2 separate regions of the Mus musculus genome follow, and region 2 is linked to region 1. Evidence: chromatin contacts called from ENCODE POLR2A ChIA-PET data. All regions are on one chromosome and are shown on one strand. Each heading gives the region's core, a stretch centred on a gene start or an enhancer-like site at or near the end of the contact. The rest is flanking DNA. Distances are from core to core; before and after follow the strand shown. Region 1 holds the start of Flna (filamin, alpha). Region 2 has its middle 24 kb from the start of Mir5132.

Region 1 (3,430 bases), core at 339-2,838:
AGACTTAGAAATGACTCAGCTGGCTAGACTGAGGCTGGGACTAGGGGTGAGTTTTCATACATCCACTGGCACACCTCTATGAGCATTTAAAAAAAAAAAAAAACTCAGCACTTAAAATCTGCTCTCTGAAGGGCCTTGGTCCCTCGCTGTTTTAACTAGCATGTACCATTCCAAAGTTGTAAGGATAATAGAAAACCCTTTGTATTATGGAGTAAAGGTCCACTCTTCTACTCTCCCTGTTCCACATTCCCAAGATAACAATTCTGGTGCCTGTCCATGAGCAGCCCCTACTTTGAGAAAAGCATGGGATCCTGCAAGAGACAATACCAATGCCAACCTCTCCAGTTCAAAGACTTGGGAACTGGACTAGCAGTAAACCCTGTGCACATTGGAGCACCTTTCAACCAATCTCTGCATTCTAGATGTACAAAACCAAGGTTTACAATGAAACAAGAATTTGATCCATGATAGACAGCAAAGCTAACAACCAAGTGCTCGTGCCTTTAGTCAACCACACTCATTACACCTGGAGTACAGTTTTGCCAGCAGTATATCTCTTTGCCCCCCTCCAAGTTCAGCAAAAAAAGAAAGAAAGAAAGAAAGAAACTGGGGATTTGAACTATCTCCAATGGGGAAGCATGTTCCAGGGCAAGAAGTTGAGGGAGTCCTACATAAATAGGAGAACAAGCTACAACCTTCACTTTAGAACTGCAGAGGCAGCCAAATGCTAGAAGGGTACTTTTAAAATTGTTGTAGGTGGAAAGCATGGGTATCCCAGGGATGGGGTGCGGCTCTCAGAGGCAGAAGCCTAGTCTGTGCCTGTCCCACCTCGGGTGCAGCGTTGGGGGCGCGGCCTACAGAGGATGTGAGCTCAGCCTGGGAGCAGGCCAGCAAGGCGCTGCGGGCGGGGGCGCGTAGCGGTTCGCATGCTCGCCAGGCCAGCCTTTTGTTCTCGAGGACCTCAAAGAACAAGGCGGCTAAGGGGCCTAGTGGTAGCCTTGGTTGTGTGCAGCAGCTAGGGAAGACAACTAGGAGAGACTCTAGAGGAGAAGAAAGGAAGAATTTGTTGCGACCACGCCCGCACCCACTCAGCGCCCCAGTGTAGCCCGTGCCCTCACCTATGGACACGAGCTTGATGCTCTCACGGTCCAGGAATTCAAGCGCCACCGACACATTTTCGAGCTGCATCTGGCGGAAAGTGGGTCTTTGGTTGTGCTTGCGGTGCATTTTCTTCTGGCTGAGTACCTCGAGCAGCGCGATGAGCCGCAACCCATCGCTCAGGTCCGTCTGCAGATTGGCGATGCGCTTGCTTACGCACTTAAGGTGCTCATTGCACCAGCGGGTGAATGTGTTCTGCTGAATTTTCTTCCACGGTGCATCTTCTGCTAGGTCTTTTTCGGTAGCCGGCATCTCCGCGTCCCGTGAATCGATACTGCCTCCCGGAGACGCAACCGCCGCACTCTGGCCACAGCGGGAGTGAGAGCTACTCATTTTGAGGCGCGAGGAACGGAGGGGCGGTGCTGCAGCTTCGCCGATGGGACGGCCCTTTAATTAAAGCAGTAGGCACCTCCGAGCATGAACGACGAGGCACAGAACAGAGGTTGCACTGCGGAAAGAGCGAGCCCTTTAAATGTATGCGAAAGGCGGAGCCAGAGGCAAAGTTTCCTTGGGGGCGGAGCCTCTGGGTGGGGCTTCTGGGCCGCGCCCGCCCCACCTCGCCCCTCCCGTTGGAATGCCCCACAACGCCCCCCGCCCCCATCCCCCGAAGCTGCCTCTGCACTCCGCCAAAAGCAACTCAGCCCCGCTGCTTCAGAAAGGGTCTTTGAGCCCCAAAGAGCACAAAAAGGTCTGGCAACATCCGCTACAGTACTACAGGAAACGGACCCCAGATCTAGGAACGCTTGAGCAATTCTGTCACAGAATTGCTCAGCTCCAGCAGGCACACCCTTACAAGGGACTTTCTTTCCCCAAGGTCCCTGCAGAAGGCGGAGCGAATAATGTCCCGGTATCACTTGGGCTCCGCCCTGACCCTGTACCCTCTTCTACATTCTCTATTCTTCCCGAGCTTAGGGTTCTCAGCCACAGTGTGATCCACAGCAGAGTAAAGCAATCCTGTGAGCGAACCCTTCCAGAGCGCCTAACGCTGCTGAGAGCTCTTTGTATGCTGTCAGACAGGGCTCTCATCACCTAACATAGACACCCACAGAGCCCTGGCACTCCCTACCCATCTCCTTTGGTCTTCCCAGTCTCCATGACCCTGGCCTGCACACCTGCACAGGCCCATTCCCACCGTCGTCTTCTCTACTGCCTAGTTCCATCCGCGAGGAAATGGGGCCAGCACTGGGCCAAGTGGCCACCAGCACTACAGGATCAAGCAGCTTTCCAAAGGTCCAGGGTATGCCAATGCACACAATCAGAGGGCGCCTGCCTGCCTGCCTGCCTGCCTGCCCTGTGATGCATGTAGATCTGTACACCTTGTACCTGCCATACTCACTGTTCTACCTTGGGCCCTGAGGAATTCTGGGGGGAGAGGTCTTCTCTGGCTGAACAGTCCCAAGCCTTGCTGTGACCCTAGAGATGTGGAGGGGCTCAGGGAGAGGGTCCCAGATTACTGAAGAAAGGAGAGTCACCAGACATCAAGGCTTGCTAAGGAGCCTGAGTGTGTTCCCTAAGTAGTGTGAAGCTACTCACTAAAAGTTAATTTAATGATAGATATTCTCTGGAGATAGTGATGAGGATGCTGTGCTGGGACAGAAAGGAGCGAAGATACAGAAAAAGAAAACTGTAGGGGATACTCCCAACCATCCTCTTTAGTTAAGGGGATTCATCTTACCTATGTCTTTCCCGTGGTAGACTTTTCCATCTACTTACTCTGTACTTCAAGCCTCTCCAGAATGTTAAATTGTTTTTCCAGAAAGACAGGCTTCTGTCCCTACTTCTCAATTCTAAGACCAGTGGCCGCCGGGGCTGGAGAGATGGCTCTGTGGTTAAGAGCAGTGGCTGCTCTTTCAGAGGACCCAGATTCAATTCCCAGCACCCATATGAAAGCTTACAACTGTCTGTAACTCTAGCTCCAGGGAATATGACACCTTCACACAGACATGAATGCAGGCAAAATTATGCACATAAAATTAATTAGATAGATAGATAGATAGATAGATAGATAGATAGATAAAGACCAGTGGCTGAAAGAGGCCTTGGGTTGACCAACATGTCATGCCCAAATATGGTTGACTCTCCCACAGCCTGGAGTGTCTTCATTGCCTGTGGTAGGGCTATGATAGGGCTTTGATCACAATGGGCAGAACCTTTCAGCATAGTCATCTTGAGATTGTCTATGATATCGCCAGTCAAATAACATTTTCAGTACAGAATCCCTCCCCCCCATTCTACCTCCAGTCACCTGCATAAATATCTGCACCAAGTGAGC
Region 2 (3,430 bases), core at 624-3,123, 250 kb before region 1:
TGAAAATGGAAAATCTCCCTTGTAAATGAATCTCTGCAGGCACTAGTCATGAATGTGGTGCATAGACATACACATGAAATAAAAATTAATTAATCAAAAATAAGGAAATAAAACAATCATGAAGTACAGAAAAGCTTTTAAAAGTCAGATATGCAGGTCAGAGCTGTTAGACATTAGTTTTTATGTAGAAAATATCAAAGACATGTTACCAATGAGAAGAGAATATTTCAACATACATTCATAGACCAGGATTATGGACCTGAAAATATAGAAAAAACTAGACCCACCATGAAGAAGAAAGTACATACTAAAGAAAATCAGACTAAAGATTAAGTATGCAATAAAAGGCCAGTGAAGACAATGAAAGGGACCTGGGTGTAATTTTAATTATTTTAAATCTATTTTTAATGATGGTTCTTAAATGTTTTAACATCTTTTAGCCCACCATCTACCAGAGGTAGTGGCAAAGAAAGGATATGGGGCAAGTGGACCTGTTTAGAAAGGTTCTTTGGAGCAACTCCCATTTGTGTTGTCTGGAAATCGGCAGTTTCGTTTAGAGGTCAGCAGTGGCAGCTCCGTCTACTCACAAACACTTCATGGGTACACCAGCAGTCCAGGTCCATAGAGTCAGGACAGCAGACAGGAATCAGCAGCAGTGGCACTACCAACAGAGACAGCCAGGCCTCTGCCTAGGCACAAGTCAGTAGGAAGGAGGGACTAAGAAGGACACCAAGAGAAGTTCTAGGTTGTGACTCTCTCATTCTGCCAATCATCCTGAGTCCTTGGAAGCTGCAAGAAACTGTAGCAACATCACCAGAAGGTTTTTGGTGCATTTCTCTCTATGGAGTCCCAACAAATGCAGCTCAACTACATAATGAAAGGTGGACCAATACATGTGTGTCATTAGCAAAGAATCCTTCATCACGTGCTTGCGTTAGCAGAACATACTTCCTCCTGTCTGCTTCAGCTAAAAGTTCCTTCATGAGTCTGCCTTAGCCTTTCACCTGTGTCCACTTTAAGGAAACATTCCTTCATGTGTTTGCCCCAGCAAAACACCACCTAACATAACTGACTTTCCAAGGAACCATTAAGTTTCCACCTCACCTGGGAATGTAGCTCAATTCAGAAAGTGCTGCACAAGGCCCTGGGTTCGAACCTCAGTCTGCACAAACCAGGTGTGGTAGCACAAAGCACTCTCAAGGATGCAGGAGAATCAGAACTTCAAAGCCACCCTCAGCTTCATAGGAAGCTAGAGGCCAGCCTGAGTAACAAGAAAACGTTATCTCAAGACAACAATCAAAAAGGCAAATTCCACAAGGAAACCTGCTGATTTTTTTTATTTTCGAGGCAGGATTTCTCTGTATAGCCCGAGCTGTCCTGGAATTCCCTCTGTAAACCACCAGTTTGGCCTCAAACTCACAGGGATCCATCTGCCTCTGCCCCCAGAGAGTTGGGATTAAAGGAATGTTACTATGCCCACTTACACCTAATTGTAAGCTGATTAAAAGAGAAGGAGTGGAAGAAGGAAAGGGAGGGAAGAAGAGAGAAGTAGGGAGGGAGAAAGGGGAAGGGGGAGGGGGCAGGGAGAGGGAATGCCCAACCCCCTGACAACATGTAAATAAGTAACAACAATGGGTTTTTTCACTTTCTAGATTTGCAAAGGTGATCCTTTTGCTAATGTCTAATGCTTTAGAGGCCACTATGGCTACATCTATTAAGAGTCAGCATTCTCTTTTCTAAACATATACTTGTTCTAGACAATAAAAGAAAGCAGGCAACATGGTAGCAACATGGGAGCTGCTTCTGACCCAAGCTGGCTTCACTGCTGCTGTCTTGCTGTCTTGCTCAATGGTTGCCTTAGAAACAAGCTGGGGAGAGGGGGAGTCATTTATCTCCAGCAGCCATTAAAGCAGTGACTCAGCAGAAAACCGAACCCAAGAGAGAGACTTCCAGTCGCTGCTTTTGCCTGACTTTAATTCTCTCTGAGAAAAACAACAGTGAGGGCATATTTCCAGTGTGACAGCTGCAGTCTTGACGATATGATTTTTTAAAATGAATAAAGGCGGTAGAAAGATGCAATCCTTCTCTTCTGGTTTCTAAGTGAGCAGAGTAGCTTCCCCTAACCCTGCCCCCATAGATTAACAGTCCCTTTCACGTCCAGATTGTCTTTATCTCTACTTAATATGCAATCTCTACTGACTACAGCTTCATTCTAGACCCTCCTGCTGACAGTGTAAAACAAGCTTTCTTTTACAAAGGTTTGCTCAAGACAGTTTTAGCAACTGGCGTTCTATAGACCACAGCATGGCTCTCGTAGATTTTTAGAAAAGAGAAGGAATAATAATAAATAATAATAATAATAATAAATGGGCCGGGTGTGGTGGCGCACGCCTTTAATCCCAGCACTCGGGAGGCAGAGGCAGGTGGATTTCTGAGTTCGAGGCCAGCCTGGCCTACAAAGTGAGTTCCAGGACAGCCAGGGCTAAACAGAGAAACCCTGTCTTGAAAAACCTAAAAAAAAAAAAAAGAAAAAAAAAGAAAAACTACTAAAGGAAACATTACTAAAACATTACTGGTCCTGTTGCTGAGTTATCAGTCATATTTAAACTCAGAAAGCCAGGTGAGGTGATGCCTACATTTAGGAAGCAGAGGCAGGCAGGAGGATCAATATTTGAGGCCAGCTTTGGCCAACCTTGTCTCAAACAAACAACCAAACCTAAACCCTAGGAATAAACAATTCAACTGAAAAACTAAGGGCCAAACATTGGGTTTGATCCGATGTTGTTCTGCTTTGACTGGGGCCAGACCTGACTAGAAGGAGGGTAAACCAAAGGGAGTTTAACATCTGAGATGGGAAGGTCAAAGATTAGTTTTGGCAAGTGATCCTTTGTAGTGAGAATTCTGGAATTTTGGTTTCTTTAAAAAACCACAGAAATAGAATGTGTGTTTGTTTTAATCCCAGGTGTGGAATATGGGGCTACTTTGGACTGTCTGCAGTGGCTATGATATGCCTCATGCTCTAGCAGGGGCATGGTTTTGCCAGCTGCAGATAGTTTCTGTGATTGTGTGACATTTGGAATTCTGGGAATTTTTCAGAGGGTATATAAATGCTAGAGGCCCATAGGCAGAGTTGGTGGTTGGTGGTCATTTGGTGGGGGTTGGTGGGGGTTGGTTGAAACAAAAGGAAAGAAAATAGATTCAGAGATCTCTCCCCGCTCCTCTATTCTTCTTTCTCTCCTACCTAGTGGTAGGGGGTGAAATAGGGGGAGATAAAGGGTGGGAAAAAGAAGAACCCACAAAGTACCAAAGGCCAGCTACAGTGGAGGCTGACCTTGAACTCCTGATCTTTCTGCCTCAGCCTCTGGAGTGCCAGGATTATGAGCATACACCACCACATGTTTGCTTTCTTTTTTAAAGGGTATTTTACTGG

What was found. ChIA-PET counts read pairs that join two places held with the same protein, here RNA polymerase II (POLR2A).
Region 2: POLR2A ChIA-PET joins it to region 1 with 11 read pairs in Patski. The contact joins the enhancer-like site here to the promoter of Flna in region 1. POLR2A ChIA-PET finds 5 or more read pairs at or near these places in 2 of 5 experiments (Patski and embryonic stem cell).

What each region holds. Positions count from the first base shown.
Region 1 is chrX:74,244,946-74,248,375 of GRCm38, forward strand. It overlaps Flna (filamin, alpha), which reads right to left and starts at 1,589. Exons shown (of 46, transcript NM_010227.3): 1 at 1,119-1,589. The coding sequence starts at 1,491.
Region 2 is chrX:73,997,543-74,000,972 of GRCm38, forward strand. No RefSeq gene overlaps it. Among named protein-coding and RNA genes, the nearest start is that of Mir5132, 24 kb to the right of the region's middle. Within about 2 kb of position 1,874, at least 1 of the 3 ENCODE cell types and tissues checked has a DNase peak (open chromatin) inside an H3K27ac peak, as active enhancers do.